Linked DNA regions of Homo sapiens: region 1 is linked to region 2. The links are chromatin loops, found by intact Hi-C in ENCODE. Cell type or tissue: sigmoid colon. All regions are shown on one strand. Links, peaks and the distances in the headings refer to the core of each region. The heading gives the core; the rest is flanking DNA.

What was found. Hi-C counts contacts between places; a loop is a spot of excess contacts. Peaks named below come from ENCODE experiments on the same cell type or tissue, not always from the same donor. Only the 100,000 strongest peaks of a DNase experiment are listed, where the experiment ranks them.
Region 1: a loop joins it to region 2, with 5 times the contacts of the local background. A loop is called at or near these places in 1 of 110 quality-filtered maps.

The regions. Positions count from the first base shown.
Region 1 is chr1:206,441,066-206,447,868 of GRCh38, reverse strand. SRGAP2 (SLIT-ROBO Rho GTPase activating protein 2) reads right to left here. Exons shown (of 23, transcript NM_015326.5): 18 at 1,570-1,794. Among named protein-coding and RNA genes, the nearest start is that of IKBKE, 26 kb to the left of the region's middle. In sigmoid colon, for the core only: no CTCF peak of the experiment used is centred there; a DNase peak (open chromatin) is centred at 2,599.
Region 2 is chr1:205,732,196-205,738,998 of GRCh38, reverse strand. All of the region lies in intron 1 of NUCKS1 (nuclear casein kinase and cyclin dependent kinase substrate 1), which reads left to right. Among named protein-coding and RNA genes, the nearest start is that of NUCKS1, 15 kb to the left of the region's middle. In sigmoid colon, for the core only: no CTCF peak of the experiment used is centred there; no DNase peak of the experiment used is centred there.

The DNA of each region.
Region 1 (6,803 bases), core at 1,614-4,113, 710 kb before region 2:
CCCCGTGAGCCACACCCCTCCAGGACTCTGACCCACTGGGCTGGGACTCAGGGGCCAGGGCTGTAGGGGTCTCTGTGCCCCGGGCACTGGACCAGAGCCTGCAGTGGTTTGATGTTTGAGAAGTGAGGGCGGAGGTTCTGCCTGACTTTAGAAGGAAGGGAATGCTATTCTACAGCTTTTCACCACGCATGCAAGGGGGAAAACCAAAGCTCTAAGTCACATGCACAAGGACAGCTCCCTGGAGCTCATCATCCAGTAGGCTGAGACCTAAAGTGACCAACAACCTCCCCAGTCACCACCAACCATCTGTCGGTGACAAAAAGCTTTCTCTCCCAGCTGGCCAGCATAGGTTCCTCCAGCTTGGACCCAGACACTGAAATCTGCAGTACAGCAGAGAGGGATGAACCCAGGGATGTCACTGGTATTACTAAGTTCACAGAACACAAATGCCACTTTCTTCACTCCTTGGGCAAGAGGCTGTTCTGTGGGGGTCAGGGAGAAGCGTGGACCAATTGGCCTCTAATTAAGTAAACAACCTCCCCTGTCCTCCCCTACCTCAGTCGATAGCAATGGGGCTGGCCGAATTGGTTCCAGATGTTGAATTCAGACAGAATCCGATTTGGGCTGGCTTGTGCTTTCAGCTCAGGCTGAAATACTATTTAGGGGAAGAAGGGAGGGGGAGGAGGAGGGGGAGGTAAGGGACGTTAGGGATTAAAAGAGAGAGGCAGTTGTCTTTGTGTTTAGTGAAAAAACGACGCTGTAAATGGTACCATGGCGGGTGGCATGGGGTAACGGACTGTACCCTGTACAAAGAGATGAGATTGGGGTTAAATTCCCATCACTAGAGTGGCCTAAAATACTGTCACTGGCCTTTCTGGGTTGCAGCTACTTCATCCATAAAATAGAAATAGTGATTTGTTCTTTGTCAAACAGAGGGGTCTAGCAAACATATATCCCAGGGATTCCTTTTAGATCTCTGTTCCGAAGCTAGGTCATGGAAAACCTGGCCCCACAGAATGGAATGCTGCTTCAGGGGAGGACAGTCCCTAACCTGCCAAAAACAAGGCTTACCCTTCTTTCTCTTCACAAATTTCTAAAATCATTCTGAAGTGCCAGCTTACAAACTCACGGTCAGGAAATTATGCCTTTTATCTAAACTCTTCCCAAAAGGAAGGGAATTCCCTGGGACCCAGGATGGTTTTTCTCAGAATACAGAGCACAGAGTAGAAGCCCAAGAGACACTGTTGATGAATAAAGATCACTTCTAGATGCAACTTTATAAAAAGTCCTTTCTTAGAGATTAGTATCACAATTAATGTTGTCAATATCTTTCAGAATAGTCCCTTGCCACTCAGAACTCATCAAAAAGGGAGGTGGCAAGAAGTGGCATTTAGTCTGTGGGTGGGGCCGAGGTGGGGGCTGCCTATAGCATCCCCAGACCCTAGCAGCCTGGGAGTGAGGAGTTGGGAGGATCTGGGTGTTTCCCTTTGGTTTTCGTGTGGCCATCTGGCTCCCATGCCAGTGTGTGCTAGTGAATCCCTCCCCTCCTCCCGTCCCAAGCCCCCCTACCAGTAATCCTCCATGCTTCCTCCTCTGCTGTAGACAGGGCCCTCCAGCTCCCTGGGGCTTGGGAAGATGTTCTCATGCTGGATGATGATGGTTTTGATCAGCTCATTCACGTGGGCTTGGCAGGACACCTGGTCGTGGCCCTCTGGCACTGACATTAGCGAGGGCCCGAAGCAGATGGCGAGGTTGTAGGGGTCCATCATGTTCTCTTCACTGAACTGTGATAAACTGGAGGAGAAGGGAAAGGGGGCAAGCTGGAAAGCTCTCGCATGAATGCCCAGAAAACACAATCACAGGAGGCGCTGCCAAGAGCAAAAGCAGAAGGTCCACAAATTGCCACCTGCCTTTCTGGGTGTCAGAGACTTTCCAGAAAGTAAGCTGGGGAGAAAACTGACAACCAGAATGGTCATTCAGGAGCTCAGGAAATGCAAACTAGAGGTACTTGCTTGCAGCTCTGATCCCTTCTCTCTTTCCAGCTCCCATTTCAAATTCTACTTACCACCCCATCCTCATCCCTATCCCCGGATCTTATCTATCAAAGGCCACATGACCTTGAGAACATGTCACTCTGCAGAGCTGAATATGGCTGCTACACACCAACATACTAAGCTGCCAGGGCAGACGGGGACCCTCAGGCTGCCCTGGTAAAGATATGGTCAGAGGCACAGGCACTGTGCATTGTGTACCTTCTTGCATAACAAAATAATCAAATTATTAGGGATATTCCTTTCTAGCCTCTAGACTTATTAACAAATAGCCAACTGATTAGCTTTCGTATTCCATCAAGCCAGTGAATTTCTTCCTAGAACAGCAAATGCAATTGTTTTTCGTGTTCATAATCTCCTTCTAGATTATTACATTCAGGATTTTTTCAGGAAAAGGTCAGCATGCCATTTGGCTTCTGCTCGGGCTTCCTCTGGATGCAGGCTGACTTCATTCTCGGGTATTTATTTATTCTGGGAACTCTCCCCTTCTCAGCCAGCAGCTGTTCCAGCCACACCTCCAACCTTGGCCAAGGACCCAAGGCCTTCAATGAGCCACTGCACCTGATGAGTCCCATTGGGCCTTGCCCGTCCAGGCATTGAGGGCTGGGCCAGCTCTGGATACCTCCCCAACACAGCCTGCAGAGCTGTGAGCTCTGCTGAGGAGTCTCCCTTATAGGCATGGGCAGGATTTGATTCTGAGAAGGAACCAAAGGTCCTCTGTTGGGAAACGAGGCCTGAGACTCAGCTGTCTCCATCTGAGTAGCTGTTCTTCAGAACTGATTGCAGAGTTTGTTTCTGTAGTGTACCCCTCATCCAGCCTCACATTACAAAGCCCATTACCCTCTGACTCAGTGGTTCTCTCCCCTCCTGGAGATGTACCCCCTGTCTGTTTGCGAATCACTGCAGGACTTGAAGAGTGGTATTATGGACGTGATGGGAGAAAAGAGTTGAGAATCACTGTTCTCTAGAGCCTGGAATCAAATGCAGGAGAGGCCAGCAACGGGGGAGGTTACAAATCTCATTGGATTGCTTCACAGGAGTTCTTAAAAGTGTATAATCCTTCCCCGGATCCTGAGTTCAAAGAGAGCAGAGATTTAGAAAAGACTAGGGGAAGTTTCTAAGTCTACTTCCTAGTCAAATTAAAACTGGGGAGGGACAGGAGGATAATTACCTTGGTAACCTCAGAGCAAACAACTGAGGCATGAGGTGCTGCAGGCTTAAGCTGTAGCTAATCCAAGGCTGGCCAGTTCCTGGTGTCATGGAGGGACAAAGAGGAGGAAGGCCTTGATACTTTAGAGTGATCTGACAATGTTTTGGTAACATAAAAGAAAACCAGTAGTGTCTGGGAAGCCTGATGGTCAAAGGGAAACAAACTCTAGTCCTGAGAGTCCTGAGTCAAAGCTCTGTGGAAGATGAAGAATGTTGGGAAGCCTGCTAAGGTAAGAACTGTTCAATTCATAGGTGGCTACAATGACCAGGAGCTTGAAGAGGACACATCTTTGTGGACTGTGGTCTCATGATTCTAGGTCTATTTTCTTGCTCCCATCAAAATACAGATGAAAATCCATTTTTCTTTTCCAATATACAGTGGGAACATCTAAGTTTAGGGGCTGAAGCAGTGGTTCTTTTTTTTTTTTTTGAGACGGAGTCGCCTGTCTGGGTTACAGTGGTACAATCTTGGCTCACTGAGGCCTCTGCCTCCTGGGTTCAAGTGATTCTCCTGCCTCAGCCTCCCAAGTAGCTGGGACCACAGGCGTGCACCACCACGCCTGGCTAATTTTTATATTTTTAGTAGAGAGAGGGTTTCGCCATGTTGGCCAGGCTGGTCTCAAACTCCTGACCTCAGGTGATCCACCCGCCTTGGCCACCCAACGTGCTGGGATTACAGGTGTGAGCTACTGCGCCTGTCCTAAAGCAGTGGTTCTTAACTATTTAGGGGACACAAGTTCCTTCAATAACTTGACAAAAACTAGGGATTCTCTCCCCAGAAAAATTCACATATGTGCGCATATAAATAAATGCACACAGTTTTGTGTAAAATGTCATGGTGTTAATAATCTTTGAAGTCCCTGAAGGCTGTGTCTAGTGTAAGAGTATAAAAAACTGGATTTTTATTTTTAAAGAAATATCTAGGCCAGGCGCGGTGTAATTACAGGCTCATGCCTGTAATCCCAGCACTTTGTGAGGTCGAGGTGGGTGGATCACCTGAGGTCAGGAGTTTGAGACCAGCTTGGCCAACATGGTGAAACCCTGTCTCTACTACAAATACAAAAAAATTAGTCTGGCGTGGAGGTATGCACCTGTAATCCCAGCTACTCGGGAGACTGAGGCAGGAGAATCGCTTGAACCTGGGAGGCAGAGGTTGCCGTAAGCAGAGATTGTGCCATTGCACTCCAGCTTGGGGGACAAGAGCAAAACTCCATCTCAAAAACAAACAAACAAAAACAAACAAACAACAACAAAATAAAAACAAAGAAATACCTAAAATGGATAACATTAGTAACAACTCTCTGCTTTAAAATTTTTGGTGTCGACTTGTAGTCACTCATGCCATGTCCTCAAAGAGTTCTACTGTATTTCTACAGTTTCAGTTCATATTATTAGTGAATTCTCCTAACTGATTTGAACTCATCTTTTGTGCTTCATAAAAAGGTTCAGCATTGTGGTTAGGAACAGAGGCTTTTTGGGGCGCCAGGATTGGTGTTGGGAAACTTACTTTTTAGCATGCACTTTTCTGGATTTTTAACTTTTTAATGATATGCAATTACCTCTCCAGAGGGCCCCTGCTAAGCTGTACTTGGATTCCAGACCCACAGAAACTGAGATATTAGCTTTTTTGGTTCCTTGAGATTGACAATGTGTCCAATCCAAGAACAAACAGTAGCCAGAAATAAAGTACACATACATCCAGGACTCACAGCAATGAAGAAAAAGGGTCCTGATGGTCTGGGCCCAGGCAGAGTCTGCATCGGGAGCTACCTGCCAACTATTGCTACCCCTGTCCGGAAGTGCACACCTGTCAGCTGCTGTCTTCCTGTGGAGGTGGTCTGCTTTATCATTTGTGTCTTGCATTCTATTTATTATTTTAGAAAACACTTTATTAATGCTGCATTTTTTTAATGTTAACACTTTGATGAGCAAATCAATCTCGTTTCAATCAGAAAAAAACCCAATAAAAGCAAAACAAAATGAATAATTTGAATTGGTGCAATTCCTATGCTGTCTTCAATAGTGGCTGCCATCTCTGCAAGCAGCAACCCTGCATGGATGCTTATTCTATTGTTTCTCCCCACTGTACTGTCACATATAGTCCCCCAGCCCTCCCTGTTTTCCCCTCATCCCCATTTGCTCACCACTGTCATGCTCCCAGCTCTGGGGGCACAGACGAGGCTCATGTTGAGGGCAGGTATTGGTCTCTGAGGGGAGACAATGACTGGTAGCCCTGAAGGGACTAACTCGAGAGTAATTAGCAGAGTTTCCAGGCTGCACATGAACACGCTGTGTGACTCACTGGGGTGTTCAACCCAAAGGCAGTGGTGGTGCTGAGTCAGGGCCTGGCCAATGAATAGAGCAGACACAACCGCATGGAAGAGACAAGATGGGGAACAAGGACCCTCTGTAGCTCTGAAGGGCCAGCAAGGGGGCTACATGATAGTGTGGGTGCCCCAGAAAAGGTCTCAAGCTGGGGCCACTAACCCAGATACCTATAAGGCCAGGTTGACCACAAACTTGGAAGCAAGCTGACACTTATGAAATGGTCTCTAAAGTTGTATTCCTTTTAAGCAGAGACTAACCTTGTAGAAGGCTCCTCATTTTCACAAAGAAATATGTGCAAAAACACCTGGGTCCCTTGGTTTACCTTTTGTTTCCCCTACTCTGATAGATTCATGGATCCAGAGAAACATTTTTGTTCTCTATGAAAACCACAAAACAAGAGTGATGATAAATAGCAACTGAATTCAGCCTCAGGATTGGGGGACAACGGGGAGGGCTGGGGACTGTGGTGAATTGGGGAGTGCCTGCCCCATCTAGGGAGTACAGCCCTTACTCCACAGGGAATTGCTGCCACCAGGGACTGCAGAGTCAGTATCACCAGATCTAATAATTTTTCAAAAGAAGCTAGAAATCTAGGTTTTTAAAAAGTGAAATTTCCCCAAATGTAAGTATGATTTCATTGTTCTCAAGACACAATAGACACCTGAAGAGAACACATCTTCGGCTTTATCTGGCTCTCAGGGTGCCCATTTATAACCTTTGGTCTAGGCTGTTGAGGGCGAAACTGCAGCAAAACCAAAGTGAAAAGACAGAGGTGCCTCAGAGGGGAAGAATCACATGTCCTTGCTTGGTGCCTTTCCTGTCATGTGGGGACTCCAAAGCTTGCTCCACACAAGGACATGCTGCTTGGACGAGAAGAAATGCCCCATCCACACCCGCGGCCCCCTCTGCTCCTCAGACCTTTGTTGTAGACACATCCGTTCCCTGGGTGATTAGCTAAATACCACCAGTACATGGGCAACTCCTGCACTGGCAGCTCCACTCCTGGTTTCTCCCTTAAGGGTTGGATTCCTAGGTCCAATTGTTCAAAATCTCCACTTGGACATCTCACAAGTGCCTCAAATGACCATGACCACATCAACACATTGTCTTGATTCCTTTCTCCACACCTTGTCTTCTCCAACTCCATAAATGACCACCCTATGTCCCTGTCGCTCATGCCAACAATTTAGGATTTCTCTCTCCATATTCTATGTA
Region 2 (6,803 bases), core at 2,532-5,031:
AAAATGTCATATAGGTCAGGAGTCTTCATAATGTTTGCTTTTGGAGGTGTCTTAAACATTTGATTTAAATTTTATGTAGTTATTCATTTGAGACAGGTTCTCCCTCTCTCACCCAGGCCAGAGTGCAGTGTGGTGATCTCGACTCGCACTGCAACCTCCGCCTCCCAGGCTCAAGCTATTCTCCCACCTCAGCCCCTGGAGTGGCTGGGACTTCACAGGTGCATGCCACCACACCCAGCTAATTTATTTTTATTTATTTATTTTTGTAGAGATGGAATTTCTCCATGATGCCTAGGCTGATCTTGAATTTATGGGCTGAAGCCATCCGCCCACCTCGGCCTCCCACAGTGCTGGGATTACAGGTGTGGGCCACCACACCTGGCTCAAATTTTAGTATATGTGCTGCCAAAGCGAGCATGCCTGTCTCAAATTTTTAAGTATAATTTTGGGCCAGTCGTAGTGATTCCTGCCTGTAATCTCAGCATGGTGGGAGGATTGCATGAGCCCAGGAGTTGGAGACCAGCCTGGGCAACCTGTCTACAAAAAAAAAAAAAAAAATTAGCTGGGCATGGTAGTGTCCACCTCTAGTCCTGGGTACTCTGGAGGCTACAGTGAGCCACTGCAGTCCAGCCTGGGTGACAGAGTAAAAACCTGTCTTTTAAAAATAAATAGGCTGGGCATGGTGGCTCATGCCTGTAATCCTAGCACGTTGGGAGGCCAAGGCGGGCAGATCACTTGAGGTCAGCGGTTTGAAACCAGCCTGGCCAACATGATGGAACCCTGTCTCTACTAAAAATACAAAAAAAGTAGCCGGGCATGGTGGTGGATACCTGTAATCTCAGCTATTGGGGAGGCTGAGGCAGGAGAATTGCTTGAACCCGGGAGGTAGAGGTTGCAGTGAGCCGAGATCACGCCACTGCACTCCAGCCTGGGAAACAAAGCGAGACTCCGTCTCAAAAAATAAATAAAAGATAAAAATAGATAAATATAATTTTGGAGGTAAAGTTTAGCAGTTTTCTTTAATGTGGAACTTTCAAAGCTTTTCACATTAAAATTCATTTTGAATGTTTATTGGGGTGGTAATACTGATAATATCCAACTGATAATTACCAGTAAATCTTTAGAAAACCTATTTTGACAACACAGGTTGGACAATTCTGTAATGAGATAATTTTTAAAATACGATACTATAAGACAAATGTATACTTTTAAAATACTTTTGATTAGCTGTGTTTAATTTTATGATTCCTGGGAAGATTTTATTTGAACAAAAAGTGTTTACTGCTAAAAAGTTTAACTGTCACTGATTTAAATGAACTAATTTCCTTTTTTAAAAATTTATTAGAGCAAAAGAATTCTGTGAAAATACCGAGGTTTTATTTCAACAAGGATTTTGACAGCTTCACATAGGTCCTTGTAAGATGGAGAAATACAGGCAGAATGATAGCTCAGTGTGAGGGACTTTGCCTGAGCAGCCTTACCCGGAGAGGGCTGACAAATAAATAGATTGTTACCCTGGAAGACTGTTTGCACTGTTGCCTGAAAGGATTCTGTTCTTGGCATATCTTCTAATTAATGATATAGATGAGGACACTGATGGTGTGCTGATTAAATTTGCAGATGTTAAGAAGTTGGGGAAGATAAATAATATGCTGAAATGGCAGGATCAGGATACCAAACGGTCTTAGATTATGGAAAAGGAGGTTTTAGTCATTGGAATTACAATATATAGTCCACTGAATGATGGAACAGTCCAAAAGGGAACTGAAATCTTGGATTGCATTGAAGTATAGAGTAGAATAGGAAGAGGAGGGTCATAATCCTGATTTGCTCCCCATTCCCCATCTTTTTATAATCATATTATGTTTCATCCTGGGTGCTGCTTTAGTATTTACTAAATCCAAGGTGGTATGGAGGAAAGCAGCTAGAGCATGAAGCGAGTACTTGAAATATGAGGAAGTGTTAAAAAGGAGCCCTAGTATTTAGCTTCAGAGAAAAAGTGGGAATAGTCATATAAATTTAAGGAATGCTCTGAAGAGGAGGGGTTAGATTTAGACCATGCTAATCCCAGGAGGTGGAACTAGATAGAACCAGTGAGTGGACACTAGAGGCAGATTCATCTCCTTGTAAAGAACTATTTAATTATTGGAATTTTTTTTTTTTTTTTTTAGAAGGAGTTTTGCTCTGTCACCCAGGCTGGAGTGCAGTGGCGTGATCTCGGCTCACTGCAAACTCCGTTCCCCGGGTTCAAGCTATTCTCCTGCCTCAACCTCCCAAGTACCTGGGATTACAGGCGCCTACAACCACGCCGGGCTAATTTTTTATTTTTTATTTTTTAGTAGAGATGGAGTTTTGCCATGTTGGCCAGGCTGGTCTTGAACTCCTGACCTCAGGTGATCCACTGCCTCGGCCTCTCAAAGTGCTGGGATTACAGGGGTGAGCCACCACACCTGGCAATTACTGGAATTTTCTTAGCATAGGCTGCCTTGGAGATCATGAGAAGTTCTCAGTCATTCTCTTCTAGGGATATTTGTTAACAGGATACAAGCTAAAGGTTGAATTAGATTGTCTAGGGTCCAGTAGCTCTACTACATATAATACTCTCAGCACCACCATATCTCCCACCCCCACGACCATCAGACTTTGATAGGTTTTATGAATGCTTTAAACTTAAAAAATGATTTAAAAATTTTTGATCTAAATGGTAACCTGAACTTTGCCATAAAGTCAGAAATAAAAATAGGGAGGGCTGGATGTGGTGGCTCATGCTTGTAATCCTAGCACTTTGAGAGGCCGAGAAGGGAGGATCACTTGAGGCCAGGAGTTCAAAACCAGCCTGGGAAACAGCAAGACTTGGTCTCTACAAAAAAAAATTTTTAATTTACTGGCTGTTGTGACACACACCTGTAATCTCAACTCCCCAGGAGGCTGAGTTGGGAGAATTGCTTGAGTCCAGGAGTTTGAGGCTATAGTGAGCTATGGTCACACCACTGCACTTCATGCACTCCAACCTGGATGACAGAGCAGACCCTGTCTCCAAAAAAAAAAAAGAGATATTTTGGTATTACATTTTAGTGAGATGAACAAGAAAACAAAGACAATCTTTCTGAATGATACTAGAACCAATACTTTTAAGACTTACATATTTTTCAACAAAGTGACTTAATCATCATATCCAAATAAGAGTTAGTTATGTGTTCAAAATTACAGTGGTATTCTGGGTGGAACAAGTTAATACTTATAAGTAATAATAGCTGTTATTGATATTTATATACCTTGCACAAATGTTCTGAAATGTTCTCAACACTCTTGTTATTCCTGTAACAGGTATTGTTATTCCTGTTTTACAGATGATGAGACTGAAGTTCAGTCAGGGGAAGTAACTTGCTTGAGGATATACAACTAGTAAGAGTCAGGACGTAAATTCAAGAATCTGTGTTTTTAACCTCTCTGCTATATTGAAATTTTATGCTGTCCTCCAGTTCTAGTTATTGATACTCATTTTACATTGAAGAGTTAGTTTAGCTTTGGCATTTAACTATCATGTGTCACATAGCACCAGGGATACATTCTGAGAACTGCATTTTTAGGTGATTTGCATGTATTTCCACAAAACCAGATGGTGTAGTCTCCTGCACACCTAGGCTGTATGGTATAGCCTATTGCTCCTAGACTACAAACATGTATAGCATGTTACTGTACTGAATACTGTAAGCAATTGTAACACAATGGTAGGTATTTATATATCTAAACATAGAAAAAGTACAGTAAAAATATGCTATAATAATCTTGTGAGACCATTGTCATGTATGCAGTTCACCATAATGTCATGCAGCACATGATTGTATTTTGAAGAAATTAGAATGTTTCTTTGTTTTCACCTAGAAATAGAACCTCTCATGCCCTGGGACTTAAATGAAATTCTTAAATGCTGGATTTCTGTCCTATCATCTCATTAGGAACAAATTCATCAAAAATGTATTTCAACCCCAGACAAAGCAAGCCTTTAAGTGGTGGAAATAGTATGTTATTTATATTATTTTGAATAAGCATCTTTAGGAGGCAGGACATTGTTTGGGAAATAAACTTTTTTATTTTTTTTTTGAGATGGAGTCTTGCTCTATCACCCAGGCTGGAGTGCAGTGGCACAATCTTGGCCCACTGTAACCTCCACCTTCCGGGTTCAAGCGATTCTTGTGCCTCAGCCTCCCGAGTAGCTGGGATTACAGGTGACCGCCACCACGCCTGGCTAATTTTTTGTATTTTTAGTGGAGATGGGGTTTCACCATGTTGGCCAGGCTGGTCTTGAACTCCTGACTTCAGGTGATCCACCCACCTTGGCCTCCCAAAGTGCTGGGATTACAGGCGTGAGCCACCAAGCCCGGCCTGAACCAAATTATTATGAGTCATTATGAGTCATCATGAATGGCCCTTGTTATCACAGATCTTTTATTTATTTATTTTATCTTTTCCCTCTTTAGCATTTATGGATGACTATATTTGTTTCTGACTGGTTGCCCTTAATAAGGCAGAATTGCTTCTATATTCATATTTTGCTTTACACTGATTTTATGGTATTTGTGATAAATGGCATATGAGATCATTCTGGCTGTTTTCAGATCATTGAAAGTTAAAATACTTCATATTTCAACGGAAGGGATAGTCTTTCAATTTAATTTTAAAATTTAATTGTTTATATAATGCCAATATAGTCTACATGGCATTTCTGTAGTTCTGTTTGTTGAAAAGTAGGATAGAAAAATATGTACTAAATAAAAAGTATCCTTTTTAGTGTCTTAGGTTTAAAGTAACAAGTTACAGGCCAGGCCTGGTGGCTCACACCTGTAATCCCAGCATTTTGGGAGATTAAGGTGAGAGGATTGCTTGAGGCCAGGAGTTTGAGACCAGCATGGGAAACATAGAAAGGCCCCGTCTCTACAAAAAAAAAAAATTGTTTTTAATTAGCCAGGCATGGTGGCTGTGTGCCTTTCTGTAGTTCCACAAGCTAAGGTGGGAGGATCACTTGAGCTCAGGAGTTGGAGACTGCAGTGAGCTATGACTGCCACTGCACTCCAGCCTGGATGACAGAACAAGACCCTGTCTCAATTGTTGGATGGATGGATGGGTGGACGGACAGATGGAAGATAGGTAGGTAGGTCTGTCTAGATAGATACAGATAGATATACAGGGAAGGAGGAGGAGATTAAGTTTTCTTCTGTTGTGGAGGGCAGTTAATTTTTAATGACAAATGCCATGAAAAACAGTATTGTGATCATAATGCAATATGATCATTTGCAGTGACCATTTTCTATATTATATTTTAATATAATGCCTGCCATTTATGTTATTTATTAAATATTTTATTTATTATTTAATTTATTATTTAAACATTTAATTTTATAGAATATCTTTTAGATCTGTCAAGCAATTTAGGTTATCAGTTCCAACAGAGGAAGAACTAAGGCCCAGAGAAATTACATGATTTTCTTGACATTCTAGAACCAGAACCCAGGATTCCTAGTACAAAGAGTCCATACTAATTCCTTTCTTGAGTGTTTCTAGTGATAGAGTAAGGAAGTAGCCATTGTTAGCAGACAGTTAAAGCTCTTTATGTTGAACCTACACTTAATGTGATTGCTAAAGCTAAGCTGTACCTCTACTACTCCTTTCACATCAAAGCCCTAAAGTAGCTAACATGTTTTCCCATTTTACAAGTTAAATATTCTCAATTTATTCATTTGTTCTTCATATGATATACCGTTTACCATTCTGGTTGTCCATCCTTATGTAGTTTCATAGGATATATCCATTGCTACGTCGTACCCAGAAATGGGGTAATAATATGTTAGTTGCCACCCCACAAGCATGGGATAAGCTAGAATTATACCTACAAGTTCGGAACCTGTATTTTAATTATTAGAGGATAAGATGTAAGAGTTCCTCTTCTAGATACCTTTCTTCCCCTGGTTCTATGACCCATTTTTTTTATCCTAAATAATACAGAAAATGGTCGTGTTTGCATTATGATCATCATACTATTTTTCATGGCATTTGTCATTAAAAAATCACTGTTTTGCCAGAACATGGCAGGCATTTCCATAGTAGCCCAAAAATATTAGATTTTTTCATAGTCATATTTTTAAGAAAGAAAATATATTTTTATTGTAATAAAATATGCTTAGCATAAAATTTACCATCTTAACTTTTTTTTTTTTTTTTGAGACAGAGTCTTGCTCTGTTGCCAGGCTGGAGTGCAGTGGTGCGATCCCTGCTCACTGCAACCTCTGTCTCCCAGGTTCAAGCAATTCTCCTGCATCAGTCTCCCAAGTAGCTGGCACTACAGGCACGCACCACCACGCCCAGCTAATTTTTGTACTTTTACTAGAGACGGGTTTTCACCATGTTGGCCAGGATGGTCTCGATCTTTTGACCTCATGATCCGCCCACCTTGGCCTCCCAAAGTGCTGGGATTACAGGCATGAGCCACTGTGCCCGGCCCATGTTAACCATTTTTAAGTGTATAGTTCAGTATTGTTAAGTACTTGACATTGTTGTAAAGAACTCTTAATCTTGCAAAACTGAAACTAAACCCACTAAACAACAGCTCCTCATCCCCACTCTTCCAGCCTCTGGCAACCACCACTCTACTTTCTGTCTCTCTGAATTCATCTACTCTAGGTCCCTCATGTACATGGAATTAATAGTCATATTTAAAGTTAGCTTTCCTAATAATATAGTATCTTTGGTAATATAAACTCAGCTTCTTACAATAAAATATATAGTTGGAGTATATTTTATAGTTT